Regions from separate parts of the Homo sapiens genome. Here regions 1, 2 and 3 are each linked to region 4. A link is a loop called in an ENCODE intact Hi-C map of the cell type or tissue named here. Cell type or tissue: heart right ventricle. All regions are shown on one strand. Region 1 overlaps NUMB (NUMB endocytic adaptor protein). Region 2 overlaps NUMB (NUMB endocytic adaptor protein). Region 3 overlaps HEATR4 (HEAT repeat containing 4). Region 4 has its middle 11 kb from the start of DNAL1.

Region 1 (8,000 bases), 350 kb before region 4:
CTCCCCTTGTTAAAATCTGCTAACCCTTGTTCCTTTTACTCCAGATACCTATATTAGTTTCTTCTCCTTAGCCCAGCTCTCAATAACATTCAGTTTGGTGTAGACAAGCACCCTCCCCTGACCTACAATATAATTATATCCTTTTTAGGACTGGACAGCCATGCCTATGGTGTTGGTACTATTTTTTTTTTTTTTTTTTTTTTTTGAGATGGGGTCTCGCTCTTGTCACCCAGGCTGGAGTGCAATGGTGTGATCTCGGCTCACTGCAACCTCCGGCTCCCAGGTTCAAGCAATTCTCCTGCCTCAGCCTCCCGAGTAGCTGAGATTATAGGTGCCTGCCACCATGCCCGGCTAACTTTTGTATTTTTAGTAGAGACGAGGTTTCACCATGTTGGCTAGGCTGGTCTCGAACTCCTGACCTCTGGTGATCCGCCTGCCTCAGCCTCCCTGTTGGGATTACAGATGTGAGCCACCGCACCCAGCCGGTGTTGGTACTGTTTACCTAGAGTTTGTCTAAAAGACTGCCTTTGCTTTTTTGGTGGCAAAAAAATTTTTTTTTTCACCTAGAAACTGGGAGCCCTCTAAAGGCAGGGAAAGGAAACTGAAATATTCAATTTTGCACACTTAGTGCCTTGTAGGCTGGCAGAATCAGCAGAATGTAACGGGTACTATATTCAGGAGGACCTGAGTTTAAATCCTGTCTGTAAGATTTGGGCAATTTACTTATCCTCTCTGAGCCTCTTTTTTTTTTTTCATCTGTAACACCTACCTCACAGGCTTGTTGTGGGGATTAAATGAAATAATGCATGAATACCTACCACAATGTGGCAAGCAATGTGTAAGTGCTCAATAAATGGTGCCTATTATTACCGGTATTATAAATGTTTGTTAGATGACATGAAAAGTCATTTGGTACACATGACTATGAAGGTTTATTAAAAAGAAAAAGAAAAAGACCCTTGGAGAAAAAGTGTGTAGTTCTTCCAGTAGAAGCAGGGCACTATCTCTGGAGTAAAACTTCCGCTGAGCTCTCTTTCAAAAGAAATGGAGAAACAGCAATTATAGCAGCTCAAATTCTACAAGTCTGTAACTTAAGTTACATAAATTCTTTGCTGACCTCTGAGTCAATATCCACTATTTAGTCAGTATCTCTGAAAACAACTTTTAACTCTTCAATGCCACAAAGGCAAATTTTAAGACACTTGTTATAGAAGATGAACTAAAGAGCTCAAAGGAGTGCCTTTTTCTTTATTAGCCTCTTTGACAGGGCAGAGACTAGGTGAGTCCAGGGCTTCTCAACATTGGCACCACTGACATTTTGGGCTGGATAATCCTTTGTTGTGGGTGCTGTCGTCTACACTGAAGGATGTTTAGTGGCATTCTTGGCATCTAACCACAAGCCAGTAACACCCCCAACCCCCAACTTGTAAAGCCCCAAAATGTCTCCAGACAGTGAAAGACAAACTTTGCCCCAGTTGAGAACCACTACACTAAAGAAAGCATAACCTTTGAACCAATTCTGATGACTACTGCTTTTGGGAAACTGGATGGGTATGCTGATCCTTAACAGTCAAGTGGGAAATAAGGCAGTAGGTTGGGACTACAGAAATTCCTTATAGAATGGGGTGAAAGATGGGCACATGCAGAATGACAAACACAGACATCTTAGAAAACAGGAAGGGCACAAAGACATCGTCGAATGGAGAAATCAATGAATCTAAGACATCAAATAGAGAAATTAATGGGTCTGACCAGGCCTTGGGAAGCTCAGGATGCCAACTTACAGTTAGTGAGCAGTGTACTAAAAGTACTGGTTGTAAAGAGAACAGCTGAGCAGGTCAGAGGGCACCAACCTTGGAAGGTAGGAGATTGTGGTGCCACCACTGTCACTGGTTTGGTCATCGGAGCAGATGAGAAGGGGTCCTCAGGTGTGCTGAAGGCATTGGTGATCTGTGAGCACAGGGAGCTGATGCTCTCTGCCTCCCCTTCTACTTCTGGCACTGCAAGGCAAACAGAAAATGGCTCCAGACAGAAAAATGGAATAATCCTGAAATTTGACAGTATGATGCAAGCTGGCACTTTATACTGTATCTCCTGCTTATGTAAGAAAAGGCTCAATTAACTGTATGGCAGGGCTACAAAACCAGTTTCAAAAAATTTACTGGCCACAATTTCATTGGCTTTTCAGATGGGAAAGTATAAAATGTCAACAATTAATGTACTAAGGCACATCTTCCTCCCTTACAAATCCCCAAATTTCTTCATTTCTTCTTCTTATAACACTGTTGAGGATCTGTCCTTTTTGTGCCAAGATGTTCAGCTAGCCAGATCTTTGTAGAAGACATTTGCAACCTGTATGCCTTCCAACGTGTTCTCAAGACTGTGATCTGAATTAGGTTCTGGAGCCTTTAGTAATTCTGTCAGGAAAATGGGTTCAAGTCTGGGCACTAGTGGATGCTTAGTGCTTTTCTCTGTAACAAACTATGACAATGTCATCAATCTCATTTTTCTCCAAAGTCTCCAGTACTAAGCATATGATCTATGATAACATGAAAAAGTGAGCAGAGGTGTAGGACGCTAGGGCCTTTATTCTTAATACTGACTCTAGGATACTTCTGTATCACTGAGGAAGCTAATTATGTGTGCTAAAGCTCTGTTTGCTCATCTGTAAAGAGAATAATAGTTTTTATTCCCTGTCTGCCCTAGAAGGAGACTGAACTGAAATGAGGTACCTCAGCTGAGAACTGAAAAGACCCTCCGTAATCATCTAGTCCAACTATTCTTTAGGCCTAGTTTCATCTGTCAGATGAACTTAACTCTCTGTACTTTTATACCATCAGTAGGAATGGCCTATTGAGACAGTTTCCTCATATTTTGTTATAGCAATGGCTTGACATGTCTCAGAGGGAAGTAAAATAGAGCCCAACAAAAGCACTGACCAGATCTAATACTTTAGCTACAGATTTTATGACGAGGATAGACCTATAGAGGCTGGCATAGCTGTACAGAGGCCACACAAAGGCCTGTGAGACGGTTCTGAAAGGTAATGAATACTTGTGAACAAGTCCACTGTCTGTGATGAACAACAGATCTTAGATGTACACGAAAGACCTGTCTAGAGTTTCCTCCTTATGGAGCCAACCAGCCAGAAGGACAATGAGCACATATCCATTTCTTCTGCTGGTAATGCTATGTGTTTCTAAGGCCTCTTTAATTAATTCCCTGCTGGGTCCCAATGGCAGAATAAGAATAGAAACTTGAGACCCTTGATGTTTGGGAGCAGGTTGGCTGAAAGGCAGTGAATGCACTTACATCAGGACAAACCACAAATCTTATGGCTTAGGCTAGAAATTCCACAATGGCTCTGCTGCCTGTTTGTTGAAGAGAAATTATGGATTCACATCCCCCTCCACGGACCTTAGTTTTCCCACTATGGGAAATGACAAAAGATACAACTATCAACGAACCTCAGGGAAAGAGGAATGCCTAGTTTAATGGGATTAGTGTCTTCATGGGAAGTGATGAGAATGCTTCAGTGCTCGAGTACCCAGTGAGTCAGGTAGATGCTACATTACCTGCATTTTTAATGGGGAAATCAGTCTTCCTCTGCATAGTGGAAGGCAACTCATTGATGCGTAGGGATAGTTGGCGTTTAAAGGGTGACATCTTCTGGCTAAGAGCAGGAAAACCTCGGAAAGAGCCTTGGCGAGCAAGCTGTTCAATTGGAGCATGCCGGCGTGGGATGGCATGAGGATTGTTCATCTCCAGAGAGGTCGTGGCATCAGAAGTAGGAGAGGTGGGAGAGGATGGGGATGGGGCAGTGTTGCCAGGGGCAACTGATGAACCAACGACTATCTTATCTGTTTCAGCTCAAGAAAATAAAGAGAATGAAGACCTTAGCAATGTCTTCAAATAATTTGCGTTTAGAGAGCTGACAAATTCGAAAGCCCTCTAGGTCCTTTTACCCATTTCCTTCCCAGTGTCTCTTAAAACATAAGTTAGAAGCAGGGTTCGGATCCATTTTTCAGACAGATAAAAGGCTTAGTAATGTACTATATGTCACAAAGCATATCTACTAAGACAGAAATGTTAGATCTTTTATTCTCATTCAGTGATTTATAAATTAAGACTGTGAAAAAGATCTTAAAAACTCAGTTCCTATGAATTCCTAATATGTAGTCTTTTAAAGAATGATTCATGATTTTCAATGCTTGTGTGTTAGGGGAGGAGAACTTTGGGAACTGTAGCATTAGAAAGGTCTAAATAAGCATAAGCTTAACCATATATCTTTGATTAGGTGTCAAAGAATGTCATATATAACAGTCTTTATTTATTTATTTATTTATTTATTTATTGTTTGAGATGCAGTTTTGCTCTTTTTGTCCAGGCTGGAGTGCAATGGCACCATCTTGGCTCACTGCAACCTCCACCTCCCAGGTTCAAGTGATTCTCCTGCCTCAGACTCCCAAGTAGCTGGGATTACAGGTGCACACCACCACGCCCAACTCATTTGGTATTTTTAATACACACGAGGTTTTACCATTGTTGGCCAGGCTGGTCATGAACTCCTGACCTCAGGTGATCCACCTGCCTCCGCCTCTCAAGGTGCTGGGATTACAGGTATGAGCCACCACGCCCGACCTAAAGCAGTCTTTAAATCATGCATTTGTGGTTCATTTGAATAAAAGCATGCAGTAGTAAAATTTTGAACTGGATTAAATTTGAGTAAATGTAAGACTGTGGGTACCAGTTGAGTCCCATTCTGATTGTGACAAATCTCAACCACCAACTCTCACAATCCTTTGTAGATCTTGGGACTCAATCTCTTTGCAGTTGTTGTGCATAACAATGAATATTATTTGGTGGTATTAAAGAACATGCTTAATTAGTGAATAGTCTGAAGACCACTAAAGCATATTAGATAACAGTAATACAGGTTAAATTTTCTAGTACAGATAGCATGATTTTTCCCCCCTTTGGCTTCCTGGTGCAAATATTTACAAGAAATGAAAAAAAATCACTATCAATAATTTCATTTCAAATAAAAATATGTATGCTTTTTTTTTGGAGGGGGCTTAAGAATTAGAGCTGTTTGGGTCAGTATTAGTCAATGATGCTAACCAAAAGGGCTGGTTTAAGGTCAGGTGCGGTGGCTCACACCTGTAATCCCAGCACTTTGGGAGGCCAAGGCAGGCAGATCACCTGAGGTCAGGAGTTCAAGACCAGCCTGGCCAACATGGCGAAAGTCCATCTCTACTAAAAATACAAACATTAGCTGGGTGTGGTTGCATTCACCTGTAATCCCAGCTACTCAGGAGGCTGAGGCAGGAGAATCGCTTGAGCCCAGGAGGTGAAGGCGGCAGTCAGCGGAGACTGCGCCACTACATTCCAGCCTGGGCAACAGAACTACACTCTGTCTCAAAAAAAAAAAAAACACCGAAATCAAACCAAAACAACAACAACAAAAATGACTAGTTTAGAACTAAAAGGTTATAGTAAAAAAAATTATCATATATATATATTTGTTTGTTTTTAAGAGACAGGGTTTTGCTGTTACCCAGGCTGGAGGAGTGCAGTGGTATGATCACAGCTCACTGTAACCTTGTACTCCTGGGCTCCAGCAATCCTCTGGTCTCAGCCTCCCAAGCAGCTAGGATTACGGATGTGCACCACCAAATATGGCAATTTTTTTTTTTTTTTTTTTTTTTTTTTTTTTTTAAGGGATAGAGTCTATGTTGCACAGTCTGGTCACAAACTCCTGGCCTCAAGTGATGTTTCCTCCTCAGCCTCCTAAAGTATTGAGATTACAGCTGTAAGCCACTATACCTGGCCTCAAAATTATATTAATGTCTATTAGTTAACTTGAATTGTTTGTGCTTGTCTTGTTGGTTTTAACCCTACTTATATACAAGAATTCAAAAGTATTTTCAAGCCCTATCATTTAGTTGTAAAATATACCCAACTCACATTTATAGACTGCCAACTAACTTGAATGTTTGTACAGGCATTTCTGCTGTGATGCCATGTGTACCTAAATAAAACTCACACTCTATAAAATCACACACTAAATTAAATTAACAGGGCTATAGAAAAAAAGAGTTATAGGCTTACCTCTCAAAATCTATAGACTTTTGTGACTAGAAAGCACTAAAAAACAGCAATAATATCATATAAACAGTATTACTGTTAAATCTCTCTGCTAGCATCATAGTCCGTGGATGCTTTGCAGCCTTAAGCCCTGGGACCTCTGCTGCTTCCTTTAAGATGCAGGTACTTGATTCATTTGCTTCTCAAAGAGATCAGATACATCAGAATTAAAAAGGTATTTCAGGATGGGAGGAAGGGGGTAAGAGATGTCTCTGCAGCTTCTTCAACTGCACTCTGATTCCTCAGATAGCTTACTATAATGGAGTAAATATTTTTGAAGCCATTAAACTAGCCACTCTAAAGGAAGCGGTTTTTAAGATTTTCAACTTTGTTATAAGGTTTTATATTGCTAAGGGTTCTCTTTGATTATGAGAAAATTTACCCCTGGTAGCTTCAAAATAATACCTTGTTGGGAAAAACTGCATTCCATAAATACACACTGTAGAACAGATTGTACCTTTCTTGGCATCTTGCATTTGTTTCATGATCTCCTCTCTTTCTGCTTGTTCAGTGGCTGTTGTGACACGGAATGATCCTTCTCTTGTAAAAGTGGTCCGACTAGCATCAAAAGTAGCAGTCACTCCACATTCCTTCTCCCGCTTCTGCTTGCGCTCTAAACAGGCTGCAAAAGCACAGCCTACTGCATGGCTCAACCTTTCACCCTGTAAGAGCAGATTTTAAAAGCTTTTCAGAATTACACTACTAACAATTACATACAAATAAGTCTTTTGTTTTGTTTTGTTTTTGAGACAGAGTCTTACTGTTACCCAGGCTGGAGTGCAGTGGCGCAGTCTCTGCTCACTGCAACCTCTGCCTCCGGGCTCAAATACTTCTCGTGCCTCAGCCTCCTGAGTAGCTGGGACTACAATCACGCACCACCACACCTGGCTAATTTTTGTATTTTTAGTAGAGATGGGGTTTTGCTATGTTGGGCAGGCTGGTCTCCAACTCCTGGCCTCAAGTGGTCTACCCAATTCAGCCTCCCAAAGTGCTGGGATTACAGGCATGAGCCACCACACTCGGCCCAAATGTCTGTTTTTATGAAAGCAAGATGTTGCAAATTCCAGCTTAAAATTGTTTTAATAGATTAGTATGCCATATTAATTTAAATGAATAAATTTTCTAAGGTAGTGCTTATGATGGTTCAATTCACTGTTACAAGCCTTGGGGTAAAGTGATAACCAGCAACCTGTGCTTTTGTAAGCAGCCATGGAGAACTCTTTATCACTTAGGCTCTGTCATGTCAGCCCTGGCCAACAGCTTAGAAGACTCTATGCAAGGTTTCAAGCCTTGACATGCAAGCTTCTAGTTGCCCTTTGGGGAAGCAGTGGGAATATTTACCAGCCACTTCTAAGAAACTACTGGAAAGGCAAGGCAAATTTCAGGAGCTTAATGCACTGTTAATATGTCTAGGAAAAAAAGGTGCAAACTTAAAACTTCTGATAAACAAATATAATTCCAGTGATTAAAAAGGAATGAGGCTGGGCATGGTGGCTCACATCTGTAATCCCAGCACTTTGGGAGGCTGAGATGGGCAAATTGCTTGAGCCCAGGAGTTTGAGACCAGCCTGGATAACACAGTGAGACTCTGTCTCTACCAAAATAATAAAAAAAATTAGGCCAGGTGCGATGGCTCACACCTGTAATCCCAGCACTTTGGGAGGCTGAGATGGGTGGATCATGAGGTCAGGAGCTCGAGACCAGCCTGCCCAACGTGGCGAAACCCCGTCTCTACTAAAAATACAAAAATTAGCCGGATGTGGTGGCGGGTGCCTGTAATCCCAGCTACTTGAGAGGCTGAGACAGGAGAATTGCTTGAAGTCGGGAAGTAGAGGTTGCTGTGAGCTGAGATG
Region 2 (8,000 bases), 340 kb before region 4:
AGGTCTTGCCATGTAACCCAGGTTAGTTTCCAACTTGTGGTCTCAAGTGATCTTCCTGCCCTGGCCAAAGTGCTGGGATTATAGGGGTGAGCCATCAGGCCCAGCCAACTTCTTTCATTTGTAGTAGTCTCTATGCAAATACATTTTTAATACCATACTCATATATGTTAGCCAACAAATACATTTAAGAACCCTGAAAATACTTCCAATAATTAAAAGTTTCAAATAAAGTTTAGCAACCACTATCACCAGACCATTTTTACCTTCCTTTAATGATCTTTGGTTTCAGCCAATCATTTTGTTCAGTGAGTTGCAACTCCTGGGGTTACATCAAGAGTGTGAACTATTTGAATAAAAGGAGCTGAAAGTAGGCTAGTTTAGGCACTTCCAAGTACTTGTTAAAAATGTAGTAGAAACCGCTTGGCTGAGCAAACCCAGAAAGAGCCCAGCTAACTGAGAATACTCATCATGAAATACATATTTGCTGGACTCACTGTGTCCTTGACAGCCATGAAGCAGTGACAGATCCAGCGACGAGTGGTGCCATCACGGCATATGTAAGAAAAGGCTCTATCAAAGTTCCTGTCTGGGGCACAGAAAGAAACTTTCTCTATCGTCTGGTCAACTATGAGGTCCTAGAAAATACGACACACAAAGAAAGAGAAGACTTATGAGGTTATCTGAGCTTCTCAGAACACAGGATGTTCATTTCATGATGCACAATCCATACATCTGATACAACTAGGCTATGGAATACCTAGATCTGTGTCCAGCAGTTTAAATACTGAGAATTGGACTCAGCAGACATCCCAAGAGGCACTTTGCCCAGATACCTCTCTCAACTACATGTTCTAAAGCATATGCTTGTTGATTCTAGTTTTACATCTCTTTCATGGTAGATTCCACATTCAACAATATATGTAAATCAGTATCTTTAATCCTTTGGATAAAAAAAAAATCCTTTGGGTTTATTCCCAAATATAAGCAAATACATATAATAGTCATGTTTATGCTAACTTCGTTACACAATGAACACTACACACACATACACACAGTTCTGCACCTTGCTTTTTTACATTATATATACCCGATCCAGTGAAGTTACTTCAGATACTGTATTTTTCAGGTGTGGAATTTCCACTCGTTTCTTTTTCTTTTTTTTTTTTTTTTTTTGGACAGTCTCACTCTGTCACCCAGGCTGGAGTGCAGTGGCGCGATCTTGGCTCACTGCAACCTCTGCCTCCCGGGTTCAAGCAATTCTCCTGCCTCAGCCTCCCAAGCAGCTGGGACTACAGGCGTGTGCCACCACGCCCGGCTAATTTTTTTGTATTTTTAGTAGAGACAGGTTTCACTGTGTTAGCCAGGACGGTCTCAATCTCCTGACCTCATGATCCACCTGCCTTGGCCTCCCAAAGTGCTGGGATTACAGGCACGAGCCACCGTGCCCAGCCATTTGTTTCTTTTTCATAGTTTCTATTCTCTGCCAAGATTTCTATCTCTTCATTCAACATGAACATATTTCCTTTCTGTCACTGAGTATAGTTATAATGCCTTCTATACACTGTTTTCATTTCTGTTAAGGTAGCAGTCTACTTCAGTGTACCATTTTCTGTACTAGTTGTGGTGATGCTATAAACACAAAACAATACAATGACTCAAATACAAGAGACATTTATTTCTTGGTCAAATAGTGAAGGCGGGCATTTAAAATCTGTCTGCTAATTCCAACATCTGAGTCATCTTGAAGTTAGGTCTTTATTGATTGTTATTTTGATGAGAATAAGTCAGACTTGTCTGTTTTGTTGTATGCTGAGTAACTGCATTGTAGTCATTGTGAATGTTGTATGTGGAAAGAATGGATTCCGTTACATTCCTTGGAAGTGTCATATTTTTGGTTTTATCAGGTAGCTAATTTGATTATACTCAAATGGAAAACTCTTATCTTTTGAACAGCACCTCAGACATCAGGGCGTTTTTGTTCTTTTTTTGAGACTGTCTTGCTCCGTCATCCAGGCTGGAGTGCAGTGGCGCAATCACTGCTCACTGTAACCTCAACTCCAGGGCTCAAGCATCCTCCCGCCTCAGCCTCCCGAGGAGCTAGGACTACAGGTGCATGTCACCATACGTAGGTAATCAAATATCAGTTTTTATATCCTTAGTTGGGCTATTTGGAGTCTGCCTTGAATCTACATGGCTAAAAGGGTCAGAGATTTGGGCAGAATTTATGAACAGAATTTGGGACTACTCCTTTTTGGCTTACTCATTTCCAGGATTCTCTTTTTACTTTCTTTTTTTGAGATAGTCTTGCTCTGTCGCCCAGGCTGCTGGAGTGCAATGATGCAATCTCAGCTTACTGCAACCTCTGCCTCCTAGGTTCAAGTGACTCTCATGCCTCAGCCTCCCAAGTAGCTGGAACCATAGGCACGCACCACCATGCCCAGCGAATTTTTTGTATTTTTAGGAGAGACAGGGTTTCAGCATGTTGGCCAGGATGGTCTCAAACTACTGGACTCAAGTGATCCACCCGCCTTGGCCTCCCAAAGTGCTGGGATTACAGGTGTGAGCCACCACGCCCAGCCTCTCTTTTTACCTTCTAGTGGCTACTGTTGCCTCAAATTCTGTCTTCTGCACTTTGGGACGCCGAGGTGGAAGGACTGCTTGAGCCCAGGGGTTCGAAACCAGCTTGGGCAACATAGTGAGAACCCATCTCTAAAAAAAAAAAAAAAAAAAAAATTATCTCAGCCTAGGAGGCTGAGGCTGCAGTGAACTATGTCTGTGCCACTGTACTCCAGCCTGGGTGACAGTATAAGGCACTGTCTCAAAAAAAAAAAAAAAAAAAAAAAGGTAGGAACACTATCAGAATCAAGATAGACATGAGTTGAGAGGTGGGATAGCAAGGCAATCTGACAGAGCTTCTTGCTCAAAGGTTAAGGGCTTCAGATTTCAGCTTCTGTTTCATAAAAATTTGTGCAGATCATGGCATGGTGTTATCACCAATACTGATCCCAACATGGTATTAGTTCCCGCTTATAGTGAAATACAAGGTGGGAAGATGGTCCCAATGGTGACAAGCCACCAATGACTACTAATTACTACTATTCAGTGTGGAAAAAACTAAACTAATGAATGCCAGTGGTGTAAGTAGCCACAAGGGGGCAATATCACTTTCCAACTATTGTATAAAACAATTAAATACATAGCTTTCAAGTATAACAAATTTCATCCAAACACTAATGAAAACTACACAAGTTCCAAAAAATAATTAAAATGATCACTGTTTCCAACAGTAATGTACTAAAAGTGAAGACTATTGCTTCTCTTGAACTTAAAAAAAAGTATGCAATGTAATAAGGTCAAATAACTAAAATGCAGCTATATTAAACCACTTGAAATTTACCAGGCAAGTTGCCTATCAAAACTGCTTTTTACCTGCCAGACTTTCTCCCCTTTCAGTGGCATTTGAATTTTTTTTTTTTAATTATCTTCTTGTTAAATTTCTTCCTGACTTTAGGTATTCTAGGAAATTTTAATTAACAATTAAATGTACTTATATAACACCCTATGCTTTCTAGGGGTAGAGCTGTGTGTCTATTCTTATTTAGGCATTTAGGATCACTGTCTCTCAAATGCAAAATGGTACCTATGATTTGAGATATTATTTGGATTCTAAGTAAATGTTAACCAAAGAGCCATTCACTAGTCCTTAAGATGTCACTTAAATTGAGTTTTGAGTCAAAAGCCAGGTTAATTAGTTCAAATATCATTTTCTTAAAATAGTGTTTTCTTCAGAGCAAGAAGAAATTTCAGATGTGGAGTCCATCTTTTTTTAATTTTAAAACATGGTAAAAGGATAGTCTATCATCTATTGTATCAAATTTGTGAGAGTGGAAACTTATTAAAAAATATATAAGAACAAAAATAGGCCACGAGCGGTGGCTCATGCCTGTAATCCCAGCACTTTGGGAGGCCAAGGCGGGTGGATCACTTGAGGTCGGAAGTTCAAGACCAGCCTGACCAACATGGTGAAACCTCATCTGTACCAAAAATACAAAAATTAGCGGGGCATGGTGGTCTGTGTTTGTAATCAGCTACTTGGGAGGTTAAGGCAGGAGAATCGTTTGAACCCAGGAGGTGGAGGTTGCAGTGAGCTGGGATCGTGCCACTGCACTCCAGCCTGGGCAACAAGAGTGAAACTCCATCTCAAAAAAAAAAAAAAAAGAACTCAGATCTTAACACTAAATGCTAATGCTTAGTACCTTAGACATGCTATGTCATGTAGAACAATATGTTGAGAGAATACTATTTCTCATAAAGTAAATGAGTAACTAAAGTGGTTTCCTGAACGTTAAATAGTCTCTCAGGAGATTGTACTTTGGACTAAGTGGAAGGATAAAGCTTCAACAATATAATACCCTTCAACAGCTTAAGGGTATTATATTTGATCATTAGAGATTTTAAAAAACATATGAGCAGTCCCATTTAAGCTTATAAGAATCTTACCTTAGGCCAGGCGTGGTGGCTCACTCCTGTAATCCCAGCACTTTAGGAGGCTGCCGGTGGATCACCTGAGGTCAGGAGTTCGAGATCAGCCTGGCCAACATGGTGAAACCCCGTATCTACTAATAATACAAAAATTAGCCAGGCGAGGCCGGGCGCAGTGGCTCACACCTGTAATCCCAGCACTTTGGGAGGCCGAGGTGGGCGGATCACCTGAGGTCAGGAGTTCGAGACCAGCCTGACCAACATGGAGAAACCCCATTTCTACTAAAAATACAAAATTAGCTGGGCATGGTGGCACATGCCTGTAATCCCAGCTACTAGGGAGGCTGAGGCAGGAGAATCGCTTGAACCTGGGAGGTGGAGGTTGCGGTGGGCCGAGATCGTGCCATTGCACTCCAGCCTGGGTGACAAGAGTGAAACTCCATCTCCAAAAAAAATAAAATAAATCAAAATAAAAATAAAGAATCTTACCTTAGTTTTTTCATCCACAACTCTGAGTCCATCTGCTGAGACCCACAGAACTGCTTTAACTGCTTTCTTTCCAGTCTTTTAAGAGAAACCAAAAAGGGGAGGGGGAGATACACATATATAATATTAAAAAAATGTCATCTTCCACAGAAAACACTGACTCTGCCTTCCAAAAGTCACAAGTACAGATGGAGTCCAAGTTCAGGAGTGGTGCCCAAACCCAGATACTCAAACCAAACTGCAGAAACATTCAGGAAAAAACAAGCCAAAGCCATTATTTTAGAAACACAACGCAAAACAATAAGATAAAATTAAGTAAAAGGGAAGTAACAGATGGAATAAAAACCAAGATATCACATTCCATAAAGGGCAAAGAATTCATAACTAGATTCTTCACCCATTTAAAAAAATCAACCAAGAAAACCAGAGTCAGATAATTATTAAATACATAAGGAGTTACACCACAAGTAGCGTCCACAAGTGTATTTAGAGCAGGAAGTAACATGTCTAAATTGAGATGTTGACCATTCTACTATCCTATGACCCCCAGTATGTTATAGCAGGACCCTTGGTCACCTAAAATTTTCACGTTAAAAACACAGTAAGTCTTCATTATTCTATTAACAGTCTTTAAAAAGCCATTATTTGTTCTCTCAGAGTTAACACAGACATTTTTCCTAATAATTTTTTTTTTTTCTTGAGACAGAGTCTCACTCTGTCGCCCAGGCTGGAGAGCAGTGATGCGATATTGGCTCACTGCAACCTCCCCATCCCGGGTTTAAGTGATTCTCCTGCCTCAGCCTCCCGACTAGCTGGGATTACAGGCACCTGCCACCATGCCCGGCTAATTTTTGTATTTCTAGTAGAGACGGAGTTTCACCATGTTGGCCAGGCTGGTCTGGAACTCCTGACCTCAAGTGATCCGCCTGCCTCAGCCTCCCAAAGTGCTGGGATTACAGGTGTGAGCCACTGTGCCCAGCCTCTAATAATTTTAGAGACGAGGTCTCACTGTGTTGCCCAGGCTGGAGTGCAGTGGCTATTCACAGGTATGATCATAAAGCATTACAGCCTTGAACTCCTGGGCTCAAGTGATCCCCTTGTCCCAGCCCCACGTGTAGCCAGGACTACAAGTGTGCACCACTGTACCCAGCCTTGGCTTGGTTTTTAATTTGACATTAAATTCATGGAGACATTTTGGGGACACAGGAAGATTTAAAAACTACTGAAAAAATAATTTTCTTTTTATTGGCTCAGAAAATACTTTTTGGCACATGAGAATCACATGAGAACAAGCTGATGCATAATTCCTCCTGTGATGGAATGTAATAGTAATTTAACAGTGTCCTTTCTTTTTAACTGCCTCAAGGATACAGCAAAATAAAACAAAAGCAATATGAAGGCTGAGAATAGGTATCAGATTATCATAAAAAGTATAGATCAAAAGGAATCTGGTGCTAAGGTTGGCGCAGCAGCCTCTAGAAGCGACAAGGGAGACTTTTAGAACTACCATTCTCCTCTATAAGTGATCCAAGCCCAGGAAAACTTGATATGAGGACATGGCCTTACTGAAATAACCTGTGATCCACTCGGCCTCATCATCTCCACCACCACCATAAATTTGATGAGTGCCTATAATATGCCAGCCAGTGGAAATACCTGGAAGGTTACTGAAAGGCAACAATCAGACAAAAAATAAAGAATACCGTAGGTAAATGCTACAGTAGAGCTGAGAACAAGGTACAATGATGTCAGAAAAAAGGTATAATCAAATCTCTTTGTGGAATTGGGGAAGGTTATACAAAGGAGAAGACTGAACTGGGTGCTGGAATAATTTTTCTTGATGCTTAGGTAGGGGTAGGGAGACAGGGAAGTAACAGAGGTACTGGACATGCCAGGCAGAAGAAACAGCAGTACAGGACATGGAAGCAAACAACATGGCAAGTCTGGGGCTCTATAAATATTTCAGTATGGCTTGGTAAGTAGACTTGGCAATGGGAAAGGCGTAATGGGAGATAGAGTAGGAAAGGCCTAATCACAGAAGGCCTTCTATTCCTGATAAGGACTTTGATCTTGATTCTATGGGCAAATTAGAAGCTACTCTGTAAATATTATTACAATGAATTGAATTTAGGTTAAGGAGATTAGCCTTGGTAGTATGGGTATGCTTCATCCAATCAGTTGAAGGCCTCAAGAGCAAAAACTGAGGTTTCCTGGAGAAGAAACCCTGCCTGAGTTTCCAGCCCGTTGGCCTGCTTTACAGGTATCAGACTTGCCAGCCTGCCAGCCCCTACAATCACGAGTGAATTCTTAAAATAGATAATATGTATATATATGTCATATATGTATCATATATGTCATATATATGACATGACATATGTCATGTCATATATATGATATGACATATATATGTCATATAATATGACATATCTCCTAGCGGTTCTGTTTCTTTGGAGGATCGTGATACAGAAGTAGAAGTTAGACTAGAATGGGTCGAGAAGTAAATGAAAGGCAAGAAGAGTCTACAAGTATTAAATACTTTTTTTTACAAAGCTTTTCTATAAAAAGGAGAGCTGCAGGGCAATAAGACACAGGCAGAGCATCAAGGGAAGTCTGTAAGAATTGTGATAAACTAGCATGTTATACTTGAAATAGAATGGGCTTTGGATTAAGACAAATATGAGACTGAATTCAGCGCTACTATTCATAAGCTAAGAAAGTTATGTAGCCCACTGAGCTTCCATCTCTTCATCCGTAAAATATTTGTAGTTTGTTAAAAGGATTAGATATTATATACAGTACCTGGAATTTAAATAGGGTAACAATTAGTAGCCATTATCATCATTATATTATTAATAAACTTTTAAAAACCTCTCCCAATAGTAAAGCAGAATTCTTAAAAGAGTGATATACATTTTCAACAATGACATCCTCTTCACGTGCTGAATGGGAAAAGCCAGTGGAACAATGGAAACGGAAGGCCCAAGAAAAAGAGAAGAGTAATTTAGAGAACAAAGTCCAACAAAATGCAGGGT
Region 3 (8,000 bases), 120 kb before region 4:
AACCGCCGCCTCCCAGGTTTAAGCGATTCTCCTGCCTCAGCCTCCAAGTAGCTGGGATGACAGGTGTGTGCCACCATGCCCAGCTAATTAGAGATGGGGTTTTGCCATGATGACCAGGCTGGTTTCAACCTCCTGGTCTCAAGTGATCCACCCGCCTCAGCCTCCCAAGGTGCTGGGCTTACAGGCATGAGCCACCGTACCGGACCCCTTCACAGAACTTTAACCAATAAATTTAACCCACACTAATCTCTCTCTCTCTGAAAAGTTTTAAAAGGGTACCTTATATTTATTGCTTGTTCTTGAATCATTTGTGTATATTAGTCTTATTGTTCCTACCATAGTGTTAATTTTGTGAAAGTTGGGACAATGGTTTTTTTGTTTTGTTTTTTTTTGTTTTGTTTTTTGAGACAGAGTCTCGCACTGTCGCCCAGGCTGGAGTGCAGTGGTGCGATCTCGGCTCACTGCAACCTCTCCCTCCCAGGTTCAAGCAATTCTTGTGCCTCAGCCTTCCAAGTAGCTAGGATTACAGGTGCCAGCCACCACACCTGGCTAATTTTTGTATTTTAGTACAGATAGGATTTCACTATGTTGGCCAGGCTGGTCTGAAACTCCTGAGCTCTGATCCACCTGCCTTGGCCTCCCAAAGTGCTGGCATTACAGGTGTGAGCCACCGTGCCCGGCCGGGACTATGTTTTATATGTGTGTGCCGAACACTCTGAGAAGCAGCACAGACACTCATTTAGATGGGTTTTTGGGTAGTCTAAGTCAGTGCTTCTCGAATGATCTTTGATGAAGAACCAATTTTGGCGGGGGGGAAATATGTCATTGACTGATAAAGTCTGTTGATATTGAGGCAATATCAAATTACTATAAACGTTTCTTTTTTTTTTTTTTTTTTGAGATGGAGTCTCCCTCTGTCACCCAGGCTAGAGAGCAGTGGTGAGATCTTGGTTCACTGCAACCTCTGCCTCCTGGGTTCAAGCGATTCTCCTGCCTCAGCCTCCCAAGTAGCAGGGATTATAGGCGCGTGCCACCACACTCTGCTAATTTTTGTATTTTTAGTAGAGATGGAGTTTCACCATGTTGGTCAGGCTGGTCTCCAACTCCTGACCTCGTGATCCGCCTGCCTTGGCCTCCCCAAGTGCTGGGATTACAGATGTGAGCCACCGCACCCGGCCTACTATAAACGTTTCTAAACTCCTGTCAGTTTTTGTGCTATTTCATTGTGGATCAGTTACCAACAGTTTATGGACCACCAGTGCACTGAGAAGCATTGGCTTCCAGACAGACATATTAGCATTTGAAGATAATTCTGGGCTAGAAGTAAGAAGTAGTGATGTGGGAACAGAGATCTGTTTGGTAAGAATGGAATAATACATAGCAGCAAAAAGTAGAAGGCCTCTGTAGCTCAGCCTCTCTTAGGCTTTCTGTCCTGGAGGCAAAGAAAGAGGTTTACCAAGCAGACATTTCCACTGATCCGGGAGAAAGCCTGGCAGGCCACAATCCGGTTCTTCCATTGACAGCTGTTCAGCTCCACAGCAAGCATGGTGTGTATCAGGGTCTGAGGAAATGGAAGACTTGTATGGATATTCACAATCACTTTTAGAGATACTAGAACCTTGAAGTTACATTCTGAAATGGCATCCTGCATAATTAATGTCACCAGTGGGCTTACAAGAGATGGGGCATGTTTCCATCACAGCCAACTGACTCTGGGATCATAAATTGGGGAACAAAATACAAATTTAATAACTTAAACAGAAAACTGGGACCTTCCTTTCCTGACTTTAACTGTTTTTTTTTTTTTTTTTTTTTCTGAGAAGGTTGTCCCCCAGGCTGGAGTGCAGTGGCACAATCTCGGCTCACTGCAACCTCCGCCTCTCGGGTTCAAGTGATTCTGTTGCCTCAGCCTCCCAAGTAGCTGGGATTACAGGCGCCTGCCACCACGCCCGGTTAATTTTTGTATTTTTAGTAGAGGCGGGGTTTTACCATGTTGGTGCCAGGCTGGTCTTGAATTCCTGACCTCAGGTGATCTGCCTGCCTCGGCCTCCCAAAGTGCTGGGATTACAGGCGTGAGCCACCGTGCCCGGCCTTCTGTCTTTAACTGTTTTTACCCCTAAAATGATTTTTATATGCCTCAAGCTTATGACTTTCACATTTCTATTGAAAGTAACTAAACACAAATATAGGCCTCTGCAGTTTTCAATGGTAAACTTCTAGCAGAAGCAAATTCTACATGTCAGAACTCTTCTTGCATATGCAAATAGAGACCATTTGCAACCTAATTCTCACTTTTCTCTCAGCTAACTATTGTGACTTCCCTTTGTATACACCTCTACACCCAGGTTTACTCATGCTTATTCTACGTTTACTTATGCTTGAGATTGTCAACCCAACCGGCTGCATTTTATCTAATTAATTAATTGTGTAATTAATTTTTTGAGGCAGGGTCTTGCTCTGTCGCTCAGGCTGGAGTACAGTGGTGTGATCTCAGCTCGCTGCAGCCCCAACCTGCCAGGCTCAAGTGATCCTCCCACCTCAGCCTCTTGAGTAGCTAGGATTACAGGCACATACCACCATGCCTGACTAATTTTATTTCTTTTTTTGTAGAGACAGGGTCTCACTATATTGCCCAGGCTGGTCTTGAAATCCTGGACTCAAGGGATACTCCCACCTCAGCCTCCCAAAGTGCTGGGATTACAGGCGTGAGCGACCATGCCCAGCCCAGCTGCATTTTATTTTATTTGTTTGAGACAGAGTCTTGCTCTGTCACCTAGGCTGGAGTGTAGTGGCGTGATCTCAGCTCACTGCAACCTTCACCTCCCAGGCTGAAGTGATTTTCATGCCTCAGCCTCCCGAGTAGCTGGGACTACTCAGTGTGGTACCACTGCACCTGTCTAATTTTTTTATTTTTAGTAGAGATGAGGTTTCACCCATGTTGGCCAGTCTGGTCTCGAACTCCTGACCTCAAGTGATCCACCTGCCTCGGCCTCCCGAAGTGTTGGGATTACAGGCATAAGCCACTGCCCCGGCCCCAGCTGCATTTCAGATTGCTTACATTCACTGACCTCAAAGACCTAATTGCTCCCCAAAACTGTGTCTGACCCGGTAATGGACACATACTGTCTTCTCACTCAGATAGCTCAGGAGGATATAAGACTGTTCCTCAGTGTCCTCATTCTTCTTTGTAAACAGCTGGTGGAGGATCCTCTTAATCACAGGGTAAGTAGCAGTACCTTCCAGAGCCAAGCACTGAGCTGCAGCCCAGCTATCCACACTGTTACCTGCCACAGTTGGGTGAAAAAGAGTTCAGAATGGTGATGTGTTTTCCCCCTAGAGAACAGCCTTTGGATTGATACCCAAGGCTGCTACCCCACCTGATATCTCACTTCCTTGTGCCCCACTCAGTCTAGAAATACAATTTCTTATTTAAACCATATTGAGAAGAATCATATTGGCTGGGCACGGTGGCTAACACCTGTAGTCCTCACATTTTGGGAGGCCAAGGTGGGCGGATCACCTAAGGTCAGGAGTTCAAGACCAGCCTGGCCAACATGGTAAAACCCCATCTCTACTAAAAATACAAAAATCAGCCAGGCGTGGTGGCATGCGCCTGTAATCCCAGCTACTTGGGAAGCCGAGGCAGGAGAATTGCTTGAACCCAGGAGGCGGAGGTTGCAGTGTGAGCTGAGATCCCACCATTGCACTCCAGCCTGGGCAACGAGAGTGAAACTCTGTCTCAAAAAAAAAAAAAAAAAAAAAAAAAATTTAGTCCAGCTACCACTTGGTGGCAGTGTACCTGTTTTGTTAAAGTACCTAGAAAGAGCAAATTTTCTTTTTTTCCTTTTTTTTAGAGACAGGGTCTTGCTCTGTCACCCAGGTTGGAGTACAGTGGCACCATTGTGGCTTATTGCAGCTTCAACCCCCTGGGCTCAAGCTGACTCTGATAAGCATGTATATATAGGTCTGCCTCAGCCTCCTAGGTAGCTGGGTCTACAGGAGCACACCACCGCACCTGGCTAATTTTAAAATTTTTTATAGAGATGGGGTCTTGTTATGTTGCCCAGGCTGGTTTAGAACTCCTATGCTCAGGTGATCCTGTCGCCTTGGCCTCCCAAAGTGCTGGGATTACAGGTGTGAGCGACAGTGTCTGGTCCTAATTTTCAAATGGTCTAACATAAATCTAAACCCAATACAGCAGACATTGCAGAGCATCACAGTGGAGAGGAAAGGACTGGGAAAGCTGATAGTGAGATGTCTATCCCATATTTCCAGGTCAGAAGTAACAGGGAGTTACTCACCCTTCAGAAGGGCAGTCTGCATGATGTTCCGGGCAAGGGGATTATGTGACTGTATGGCATATTGGCATATTGCTGCTGCCATCCGCACATGGGCATTCTTGTCACAAAGAGCAGCCTCTAGGGCAGGCAGTAGAACCTCCGGCAAGTCCTGGATGGTCTTGTCTGTGATCAAAAGAGCCAGGTAAGAGAGTACTAGCCCCTTTGCTTTTCTCACACACAGCTTCCTTCCTACAGCCATGTGGTGGCCAACCTCAGTCCCAGCTGCAGTTGCTTAGTGCTATGTAATATAATTACAGTTTAGCTGAGCCCTTCAGATGGGCAGGATTTTCTGCTCAAGGTGTTAAAGCTCACCTGTGTGCTGGTATGCCAATTCCCAATCCTTTATCATCTGGCCTCTAAACAGCTATATTTAAGCCGAAGAAGAATGTTTCCAGCTAGGCTACAGTGAACTACACCATTAGTTTTAGTGATTAAAAGCAACCAATTTGCCCCATGAGCCCATATATATATATATATATATATATATATATATATATATATATATATATATATATATATTTATTTATTTTATATATTTTTTGAGACGGAGTCTTGTTCTGTCACCTGGGCTGGAGTGCAGTGGTGTGATCTCAGCTCACTGCAAGCTCCGCCTCCTGGGTTCACACCATTCTCCTGCCTCAGCCTCCCGAGTAGCTGGGACTACAGGCACCCAGCTAATTTTTAGTATTCTTAGTAGAGATGGGATTTCACCGTGTTAGCCAGGATGGTCTCGATCTCCTGACCTTGTGATCCACCTGCCTCAGCCTCCCAAAGTGCTGGGATTACAGACGTGTGCCACCGCCCCCAGCTGAGCCTTTATATTTGTAAGAACAATTATATTTAGGTAGTGCTTTATAATATAGTGTTTTTACATTATCTTGTTATCTTTCAACCTTGGTTGAATTAGGCAAGGTAGGTATCATTGTAGAGCTCACTAGGGAGTCTTTTTTGGTTCAACTAAACAGTAAGGTTCATAAGACTGTCATGGGCCATGCATGGCACCAGAAGAATATGGGACAGGAGCATAGTTTGTCAACAGGGCAGCAGCATCAGGCATCCCTGTTGGCTGGAGTTTTTTTGTTTTTGTTTTTGTTTTTTTTTTGAGATAGAGTTTTTGCTCTGTTGCCCAGGCTGGAGTACAATGGCACAATCTTGGCTCACTGCAACTTCTGCTTCCTGGGTTCAGGCGATTCTTCTGCCTCAGCCTTCCGAGTATCTGGGACTACAGGCACCTGTCACCACGCCTGGCTAATTTTTGTATTTTTGGTAGAGATGAGGTTTCACCATGTTGGCCAGGCTGGTCTTGAACCCTTGACTTCAGGTGATCCACCTGCCTTGGCCTTCCAAAGTGCTGGAATTACAAGTGTGAGCCACCACACCTGGCTTTGGCTGCAGTTCTTGAGGCTGTCTTGAGCATTCCACAGAGTCTTGGGGACAGCACAGGAGCATGTTGTTTATTCACTGGGTGAATTTATGCTTTACAGGAACTAATATCTCTTATAAAAACTCCATAGACACAATTCTAGGGTCCACAAAGGGCCTGCCTGTTATAAGTTACAGTATCCAGGGAGGCCCAAACTATGGTGTCCCTATCAAGTATTTATATTTCACTTATAGCTCTTCTCAGTCCCAATGTAATTTATCAAACAGGATTTATATCATAACCAATGTTGCCTATAAAGATAGTTCTTATCAGGTGTTTAGGGGAACAGGTGGGCATTTAACTGAAGTTCAAATTCTCAAGTAGGAAGGGGAAAGGTTTGTTATCCCTTTGTCTACCACTAGTCTCATTTTATAGATAGGTAATTTGAAGCTCAGAGAGGTTAGCTGACTGCCCAAGGAGTGGCACAGCTAAGCCCGTGAATCATATTTTAAGATTTTGTCAGGTGCGGTGGCTCATGCCTGTAATCCCAGCACTTTGGGAGGCTGAGGTGGGTGGATCACTTGAGGTCAGGAGTTCAAGACCAGCCTGGCCAACATGGTGAAACCCCATCTCTACTAAAAATACAAAAAAATGAGCTGGGCATGGTGGCACACGCCTGTATGTAGTCCCAGCTACTCGGGAGACTAGGGCAGGAGAATTGCTTGAACCTGGGAGGTGGAGGTTGCAGTGAGCAGAGATCGCGCCACTGCACTCCAGCCTGGGTGACAGAGCAAGACTCTGTCTCAAAAATAAATAAATAAATAAATAAATAAATAAATAAATAAATAAATAAAATAAAATAAAAAAGAATGGGCTCTTGGCTGGGCACAGTGGCTCACGCCTGTAATCCCAGCAGTTTGGGAGGTTAAGGTGGGAGGATTACTTGAGGCCAGGAGTTCAAGACTAGCCTGGTCAACATAGCAAGACACAGTCTCTACCAAAAACAAAAACAAAAAAGAATGGGATCTTCAAGGTGGGAAATGTTAACTTCTCTGCAGGCCACTGAGCAAACAAAAGGTGATGAAATGTAGTTCAAAAATTACTGGACTAGAAGTCTGGAATTTTAATCTCGTCTCTATTGCTGATAAGCATGTATATATAGGCCAGTCTCTAAGTCTTGGTTTCCACATTTGTAAAATGATCTCAGATAAGCCCTGGGTCCCTACCAGTTCAGATGTTCCATGGCTTTATGAGTTGCTTATGTTCTCAAGCAGTTCAGCTTTGGCTCTCACCTGAGTCTCTCTGGCTGGTGGCAATCCGGGGCCGTTCCAAAGCAGCTGTGGCACATGTGGTGATAGCTTTGATCCGAACGTCATCATGCAGGTCTCCCAAGCTCTGAAGCAGGTTCTCTACTGTCTCATGGTGCCACTCTATGACTGAGCCGCAGTGAGGGAAATGAAAAGAGAACCACCTGGTTAGGGTTAGATATTGTGCTGCAGGCAGGTGACAAGAAGTCTGCCCTTCACCCAGAATAATTCAAGCAAAACATTAGCTCAGAAGAATAAAGGGCCCAGAGATGGGGTCTTTAGGGAGTTATTTCTCTGATGATCCATGTACCCTCACAAGTAAGTTCCCAGACAAAACTTCTCCCAACCCCATCGTATCTATCTCTCTTTCTTTAAATCACTTTTCGTTGTAACCATCTGGGAAATAAAAGTGACAATAAAACAAAGTAGTTAAGAGTACTTTGTTTTCAGACATACCTGGTTTGGGATCACAGTTATTAGCTGTGTGACTGTGGATAAGTTACTTAACCCTGAGCCTGAGATTTCTTATTTGTAATACAGGCATAATACTAGAACCCACATATTGAGTTATTCTTACTGTTAAATGAGTTAACTAGACAAAGTGTTTAGCAAAATGCCTGGCAAGATAATGAAGGTTCAATAAATGTTAACTATTGTGGTTTTCATTAGGTTCTTTGTCTTTGAGGGCACTTCCATTTGGCTTTCAACATCTTCCTCATTTTAGTTGCTAAATACTCTTTTGGCAGGTATCAGACTTTTATTTCAAAGCTCCTATTATCTGTAGGTGTTTCCTTCAGTCTTTTTTGTTATTGTTTATCTGATCCAGTTTACCTAATGGATTGCCTCTCTTTTTCCTGCACTAACTAAGCTTGTCTATCATGTTCTGAAAGCCAGCAGCTATTGAGTTCTCAAATACCATAGCTTTCAACAGTCCTTGCCAGGCCATTACTTTGTCCCAGGCACTCAGACTTCTACTCTCCTATCTTTGAA
Region 4 (8,000 bases):
TCCTGCCTCAGCCTCCCAAGTAGCTGGGACTACAGGCACCCGCCACCAAGCCCGGCTAATTTTTTTGTATTTTTTTAGTAGAGACGGGGTTTCACCGTGTTAGCCAGGATGGTTTGGATCTCCTGACTTTGAGATCCGCCCTCCTCGGCCTCCCAAAGTGCTGGGATTACAGACGTGAACCACCACACCCGGCCCCAGATTACTTATTTCTTATCATTTTAAATTGGCTCCACCGCATTCCAGCTTGGGCGACAGAGCAAGACACCATCTCAAAAAAAATAAAAAATAAAAAACAAAAAAATTTAAAAAAAAAAGAAATATGATTGGACAAAAAGGGTACGTGGTGTCCTAATTAGACAAAGGGAGTCAGGCTGGTGGGAGCAGGGGAAAGCAAAAAGAAGACGCAGATAAGCTACCAGTCTGCCTTTCTTCATGGTCCAGGACACAGCCCTCCTGCACAAATAACTGATAATCTTCCTCCGCCCAACTATCACCAGACCCCTCCAAGTTAGCTCACTGCAACCTTGGTGTTATCGCTACTGCACAAATCCCTCTTCAACAGACAGCATAAACATTATTCTATAAAGTCCCCAGCAAGCCTTTGTTTCTTTGCAGTCAACTTCTCTTCTGCTGGCCTGCCTGTTGCAACGTTCTCGCAACGTATTTTCCTACTTTCTCTAATAAATCTGCCTTTCTTTACCTACAACTGTCTTGGTAAATTCTTTTACCCCATGCCACCATAGTGGTTCGCTCCCCCAATAAAATGCTACTAAGCTGAGTGGGGAAACCCAGCAAGGCCTGTCTGTCTAGATTCTTCTTGGCTTCTCTGAGCTTCATTCCTTCCTTCTGGGTGTGGGGCATGCCGGTCCCTCTTTAGAATGGGAATCACGACTTACAGTCAAATAAGGTAGATCAGATCATTTGTTTACAGCCAATTTTTACACAGAAAGGCAGAGGGAAAATTACAGTAATATTTTGAGGTTTTATCACTGGCTTTAGGGAAAAGGAGTTCTGGTTTCTATGATCTGCCTGGAAGAAAAGGGATTCTAGTTTTTATGGCTAGCCTCAGGGAAGAATGGGACTCAGAGCAGGGTGGCAGGAGAAGGGCAAAGAAAAACTTTCCCTTCTGAGGCCTTCATTTTGGGGTATTGTTCTCTGAGCCCCAACAATATTTATGGCGAAAGGACCAAAGACAGGACTTTAACAAGTCCTTGCTTTTCAGAGAAAAGTACCTTGCAGGTACTTACTTTTCAAAGAAAACAGGGTTGTTGGATGGCTCTAAACCAGAAACTCTTGGTCCAATGGCCATGTGTTTTCAGTGGCAAATACATTCTATCCAGAAATATGACACATGACAATTATTTATAGATAAATGGGATAAGATTTGAAAATGGGATTGTTTCTCCCCAAATTTAGGATTTATATACATACCCCTCTTCCTTGACAAGCAGTTTAATAAAATATGTTCACCTGGGTTAATTCACCTCATTTTACACATGCGTTTTAATTAAGATAGAATAGTAGAAAACAATTTTTTTTTTAATTTTTAGAGACCAGGTCTTGCTCTGTCACCCAGGCTGGGGTGCAGTGGTGCAATCCATAGCTCACTGCAACCTCTAACTCCTGGGCTCAAGTGGTCCTCCCACTTCAGCCTCCTGAGTAGCTAGGACAACAGGCATGAGCCACCATGGCCAGCTATTTGAAAAAATGTAGTAGGTGAAGGTAGTGGCGGCCAGGGCTGGGGTCCTGGGAGTCTAGTGGCCGCAAAGGGCATCCCAGAATGTGATGCCACTGGGTGCACAGACAGCCTCCCACATTACCAAGGGCATGCTCCCGGGGCCCTAACCTAAGACCCCAGAAGAACGGGTCGCTGCCACCAAGAAGTATAAATATGTGTGTGGAAGACTACGAGCCTTATTCGAATGACGGCATGGGGTATGGGGACTACCTGAAGCTCCCTGACCACTTATAGCAGAAGAGGGATCTGTGGTATAACTGAGACCACCTGGCCTGAGGTTGAACTGGGGATACACTGGCACCTAGACATGCATATCAGGAACCATGTAGCTATGTCCCCCACACCTGTTTCTTGGAATATCATGTGTATACAGCTCTTCGGCTCTGTGGCTTTCATGATGTTCATGTTCTGGGTGGGGGTGATTTACCCTGTCTACCAGCCCGTGGGACCAAAACAGTGTCCTTGCAATAATCTGTACCTGGAACAAGGTGGCGATCTCTCCAAAGAACCTGAGCCAGTGGTTGACTATGGATACCAGGAGGCTTTGTGGGCTTTTGCGCCCTCTAACTAAGACTCCCTCATTCCTATAAATTTAACCTTAATGAAATCCCTAATAAAACTCAGTGCTGTGGTGGTTTAAAAAAAAAAAAAGAAAAGGAAATTTGTAGAGATGGGGGTCTCGTTATGTTGCCCAGGGTGGTCTTGAACTCCTGGCCTCAAAGTGATCCTTCTGCCTCTGTCTCCCAAAATGCTGGGATTACAGGCATGAGCCACCATGCCTAGCCGGAAAACAAATTTTAAATTACATATATCAATACTTTCTTCACTGTGAAAGATTCAAGTAATACAGATAAAATAAAAGGTCCTCTTAACTCATTACCCAATCTCAGTCTTCTCCCAAGGGTAGTTACTATTACCAGTTTGAAGTGTTTCCTTCCAGAACCATTCCAGAACCATTTTGTATATATATACAAAATACAATATTCATATGTATGAATGAAAAACTATGGTTTTATTTTGTGGGTTCAAGGCCTTTTCTCTCTCTTAAAAAAACAGAAATGTAATATACTTGGCTGGGGGCAGTGGCTCATGCCTGTAATCCCAGCACTTTGGGAGGCCAAGGCAGGGGGATCACCTGAGGTCAGGAGTTCAAGACCAGCCTGGCCAACATGGTGAAACCCCATCTCTACTAAAAATACAAAAATTAGCCAGATGCAGTGGTTTGCGCCTATAATCCCAGCTACTAGGGAGGCTGAGGTAGGAGAATCACTTGAACCCGGGAAGTGGAGGTTGCAGTGAGCCAAGATCACGCCATTGCACTCCAGCCTGGGTGACAGAGTGAGACCCTGTCTCAAAAAAAAAAAAAAAAGAAGAAGAAGAAATGTAATATACTTGTAAGCTTTTCTTCTGCATACAAAAAATATACATTGTTAACACTTGTTCCAGTCCACAGGACAATAGAACTTATTTCCTTAGGGTATATATCTGTAATTCAGCTTTCTCTCTCTCTCTCTCTCTTTTTTTTTTTTTTTGAGATGGGGTCTCATTCTGTCCCCCAAGCTGGAGTGCAATGGCACAATATCGGCTCACTGCAGCCTCCGCCTCCCGGTTTCATGCGATTCTCTCGCCTCAGCCTCCCGAGTAGCTGGGATTACAGGTGCCTGCCACCACGCCTGGCTAATTTTTGAATTTTTAGTAGAGATTTGGTTTCACCATTCTGGCCAGGCTGGTCTCGAACTCCTGACCTCACGTGATCCATCCGCTTCGGCCTCCTAAAGTGCTGGGATTACAGGCGTGAGCCACTGCGGGCTGTCCTGTAGTTCCACTTTCTGAATGAAAAAGCAAAATTTATGCTCCCTCCTGAGCTCATCCCCTATGTCCCCGCTGGGCTCGTTTTAGGTCTTTGCTGGCATTCAAGTTGGGGAAGTGTCTCTCCACCAGTTTCTATTATCAATCCCTACTATTTTATAGTTCAATTCAGTATCTCATCGGAAACGTTTAAACTTTAACTTTGATAGTCTTTCTTAATCCAGGACAAAGATTACTTAAAACGGAGGAAAGGAATTTGTTAGGACCCTAGCACACTTGGCCTCCTTCAATCAGGCTTAGGGAATATTGACCCCTGGTGGCCAGTGAGGAAATTCAGAGGCGGCCAGAGGCCGGCACTTACCGTTAAAAATGCTTAACTTTATTCGCCACACGTCCGGGGTAAACTCGCGAGGGGATCCTACCTCTTCCAGATGGTTCCACACGGGACCTCTAGGAGCTCAAAGGACCCTGGGCCCTCCGAAGTCGTCTCTTCTTGCAGCCCGTTGCTAAGTGGCGCCGCAGGGACCAGCCCAGGTCCCATCACGTGGCCCTGCAGGGTTTTGCCCCACAGGGCCACGACCTGCCAGGCCGGGCCCCCCTCCTCCCTCCTCTTCAGCGCGGAACCTCGGCCGCCAGTGCCAGGCCGCCTCGACCTTGGCGGAGGTCAAAGCCGCGACAGTCCCGGACCATGTGGCCGGCGGTCCGGGCAGCGCTCCGAGCCTCTGGGGTCCCCCTCCAGGCCTGGAGGCCGATATCCACATCGTCCTTTTTCTCCCAAAAGGCCGCGACCCTGACCGTCACGCCCAAGACTGGGCTGGCCGACAAGTGCCTGGATATGAAAGCAGAAGGCTTGGGCTCGGGGGAGCCGGTGACCCTGCAGGTGTCGGGCGTCAGCCACCGAGGCCGCCTCTTCCACTCCCTTGCCCACTACGAGGTGGACAGCGGCGGGGGGCTGGACCTGGCCGGGGACCTGGCTCTAGGAGGCGACTTCACGGGCGTGGGGCCCATGGGGCTCCTGTGGAGCCTCATGCCGGCCGCTTCGAAGGATCCACGCCTCAGTCGAATGCGGAGGGCCGCCTTGAAAAACCCCCTCATAGTGGAGGTGACCATCCACCTAACGCCGCTGCAGCAGGCGGCGCCGCTGAGTCCGGCGCTGGCCTCGGCCCAGGTGCAGCGCTGGTTCTCCATCCCCGAGCTGCGCCGCGCGCCTGCGAGCCGGCCGCCTGCGGGGGGTCTTCCTGCTGCCATCAGGTGCGGGGGCCCTTTTCCGCAGAGTGCCTGACAGCAGAGTGAGGGAATCGACTGGCTTGCTTTGCTAGCTGGTTTGTCATCTGAAAACAAAGCGAGCTCCTTAATCCCTTTATTTTGTCTCCTAGACTTCAAGTGGAACATTCATTCCCCTAGATGGTGGCTAGGATCCAAATTTCATCTGCTTATGCACCTTTCTTCTGCCAGCTGCTCACCCGCCAGAGTCCTAGTGCTGCATACGCTATTCCTTAGGAGCATAGACCCTGCGTGTTTGCTATATTAAGCATAAGATTGCTGCAAAGTTTCTAGCATTAAATGCTTTTGTTTGCTTACAGCAGTCTCAACCTCCTGAGCCCAAGCGATCCTCCCACCTCAGCCTTCAGAGTAGAGTAGCTGGGACAGCAGCCATGTGCCACCCAGGTAAATTTTTTTTTTATTTTTTGTAGAGACAGGGTTTCCCTACGTTGCCCAGCCTGGTCTTGAACTCGTGGGCTCCAGCGATCCTCCCACCTTGGCCTCCCCAAGTGTTGGGATTACAGGTGTGAACCACCACACCCAGCCATCTTTCTTTTTTAAATTCTTATTTTTTTAGAGACTAGGTCTTGCTCTGTCACCCAGGCTGGAGTGCAATGGCATCATGATAGCTTATTGCAGCCTCGACCTTCTGGGCTCAAGTGATCCTTCCACCTCATCTTCTCAAAGTGCTGGGATTACAGGCGTACATGGCCTCATTTTAACCTTTTTGTTTTTTTAGAGATAGGGTCTTGCTATGCTGCCCAGACTGGTCTTGAACTCCTGGCCTTAAGCAGTCCTCCCACCTCAACTTCTCAAAGTACTGGGATTACAGACACACACAACTGAGCCTGGCTTTATTATTATTATTATTATTATTATTATTATTATTATTATTATTATTATTTGAGACAGGGTCTCACTCTGTCACCCTGGCTGGAGTGCAGTGGCACTGTCACGGCTCACTGCAACCTCCCTTCCAGGGCTGAAGCGATTCTCCCACCTCAGCCTCCCAAGTAGCTGGAACTACAGGATCTCACCACTCTGCCCAGCCACTTTTACTTTAATTGGAATAACAAAGGAATATATCTGAAAAATACCAGGAAACAATTGGCCGATAAATTCTTCTCTTGGAATAGTGAAGGAATAAAACATCCCCAACAGGACTGTTGAAAGAGAAATAATAGACCAACGTTGGGAGGATATTAGTTTGACATTTTACTATCTCTTCACACATGTAGTTCATTTTATAGTACACCTTCATTAGACCTTTAAAACAGTTTAATCCCTGTCAAATTATGGATTCTGGTGACTCTGACTATATCTTAAATTTATTGAGAAATCAAAGGGCCCTTTAAATTTGGATGTCTGGGTTTGTTTTTGTTTTTTGATTCTTTGTTTGTTTTTTGAGACGTAGTCTCACTCTGTTGCCCAGGCTAGAGTGCAGTGGTGAGATCTCAGCTCACTGCAACCTCCGTCACCCAAGTTGAAGCGGTTCTCCCACCTCAGCCTCCCGACTAGCTGGGATCACAGGCATGCACCACCACAACCAGCTAGTTTTTTGTATTTTTAGTAGAGATGGGTTTTTGGGGTTTCACCATGATGACCAGGCTGGTCTCGAACTCCCGACCTCAAATGATCTGCTCACCTCGGCCTCCCAAAGTGCTGGGATTACAGGCATGAGCCACTGTACCTGGCTTTAAAAATCTCATGCTAAAAACCAGACATCCAGCCGGATGCAGTGGCTCACGCCTGTAATCTCAGCACTTTGAGAGGCCGAGGCGGGCAGATCACCTGAGGTCAGCAGTTTGAGACCAGCCTGGCCAACGTGTAGTGAAACCCCGTCTCTACTAAAAAATACAAAAATTAGCTGGGCATGGTGGCACACACCTGTAGTCCCAGCTACTTGGGAAGCTGAGGCAGGAGAATCGCTTGAACCTGGCAGGTGGAGGTTGTAGTGAGCTGAGATCGCACCACTGTACCTTAGCCTGGGCAACAGATCAAGACTCCGTCTCTCAAACAAACAAACGAACAAACAAAAGCAGACATCCGGCCAGCACGGTGGCTTACCCCTGTAATCCCAGCACTTTCGGAGGCTGAGGTGGGTGGATCGCCTGAGGTCAGGAGTTCAAGACCAGCCTGGCCAACATGGCAGAAACCTTGTCTCTACAAAAATTAGCAGGGTGCAGTGGGGCACAAGAATTGCTTGAGCCCGGGAGGTGTGGAGGTTGCAGTGAGTCCAGACTATGCCACTGCATTCCAGCCTGGGCTATGGGAGTGAAACCCTGTCTAAAAAAAGAAAAAAAAAAGGAGATTTTTATTCTTACATAACTCAAAGCTTGCAGAACTATTTGCTTAGACTTATCAGGACTTGTACTTCAAACCAAAACACTTCCCATATATTTGGTGCGATTTTTCTTTTTCTTTTTTTCCATTTACCAGTGATTAACTCACAGGGAAAAAAATATAAAAATATTTTTACATTTATAGAATCAAAATAGCTCAAATAAATGTCTATTTCAACCACAATAATAAATCCATTTCCACAAAACAGATGTTTTCTTTTCAAAGCAAGTAGGTAGTTTTTTTAAAAAAAGATAAATTATACAATCTAATTTTCATTTAGAAAATGTTGGCTAGGTAAATGTTCTGTCATCTAACCCAAGATTCATTCCCTTTCCTGGGTTATAGATGATGGTCCTTTTGCTGGTCTCATTGATATATTTGGTGATGGAGGATTAAGTGAATCTTGAGCAAGTCTCCTGGCTTGTTGAGGTTTTGCTACTCTGCTTTGCCATTTTTTGGCTATGAAGATCTACCTCCAGCCATGAAAGACTTAAACTTAGATTACTTTGAAGAGGCAGTTAAATTTGTGCAAAGTCACCCAAAGGTGAGTGGTATGAGAGAAATGAATGAATTACTCCAGAAGAGAGTGAATAAAGGAAGTGTTACTAATGGGTTGGAAAATACCTGCAACAAATACCTGTTGAATTAATAAATAAATACTAGAGCTGTCTGATAACTCTAAAAAACTCATAAAAGACTTTCTGGCCAGGCACAGTGGCTCACGCCTGTAATCCCAGCACTTTGGGAGGCTGAGGTGGGCGGATCATCTGAAGTTGGAAGTTCAAGATCAGCCTGATTAACATGGAGAAACCCCATCTCTACTAAAAATACAAAATTAGCCGGCTTG

Evidence for each region. Hi-C counts contacts between places; a loop is a spot of excess contacts. Peaks named below come from ENCODE experiments on the same cell type or tissue, not always from the same donor. Only the 100,000 strongest peaks of a DNase experiment are listed, where the experiment ranks them.
Region 1: a loop joins it to region 4, with 2.8 times the contacts of the local background. A loop is called at or near these places in 18 of 110 quality-filtered maps.
Region 2: a loop joins it to region 4, with 2.5 times the contacts of the local background. A loop is called at or near these places in 18 of 110 quality-filtered maps.
Region 3: it touches region 4 in a loop (15-fold over the local background); 96 of 110 quality-filtered maps call a loop at or near these places.

The regions. Positions count from the first base shown.
Region 1 is chr14:73,280,506-73,288,505 of GRCh38, forward strand. It overlaps NUMB (NUMB endocytic adaptor protein), which reads right to left. Exons shown (of 13, transcript NM_001005743.2): 9 at 6,605-6,809; 10 at 3,576-3,869; 11 at 1,854-2,000. Among named protein-coding and RNA genes, the nearest start is that of PAPLN-AS1, 39 kb to the left of the region's middle. In heart right ventricle, a CTCF peak has its summit at 3,683 (motif pointing left); no DNase peak of the experiment used is centred here.
Region 2 is chr14:73,292,240-73,300,239 of GRCh38, forward strand. NUMB (NUMB endocytic adaptor protein) reads right to left here. Exons shown (of 13, transcript NM_001005743.2): 7 at 4,972-5,046; 8 at 495-635. Among named protein-coding and RNA genes, the nearest start is that of PAPLN-AS1, 50 kb to the left of the region's middle. In heart right ventricle, a CTCF peak has its summit at 3,150 (motif pointing right); no DNase peak of the experiment used is centred here; H3K27ac peaks cover 283 bases.
Region 3 is chr14:73,505,011-73,513,010 of GRCh38, forward strand. HEATR4 (HEAT repeat containing 4) reads right to left here. Exons shown (of 18, transcript NM_001220484.1): 7 at 6,996-7,139; 8 at 4,302-4,463; 9 at 3,124-3,284; 10 at 1,457-1,561. It also overlaps a transcript of ACOT1 not described here. Among named protein-coding and RNA genes, the nearest start is that of RIOX1, 18 kb to the left of the region's middle. In heart right ventricle, a CTCF peak has its summit at 3,805 (motif pointing right); no DNase peak of the experiment used is centred here.
Region 4 is chr14:73,629,753-73,637,752 of GRCh38, forward strand. It overlaps a transcript of HEATR4 not described here and the pseudogene NDUFB8P1. Among named protein-coding and RNA genes, the nearest start is that of DNAL1, 11 kb to the right of the region's middle. RefSeq lists an enhancer at 3,576-3,625. In heart right ventricle, CTCF peaks have their summits at 3,874 (motif pointing left) and 4,676; DNase peaks (open chromatin) are centred at 3,899 and 4,399; H3K4me3 peaks cover 1,473 bases; H3K27ac peaks cover 1,462 bases.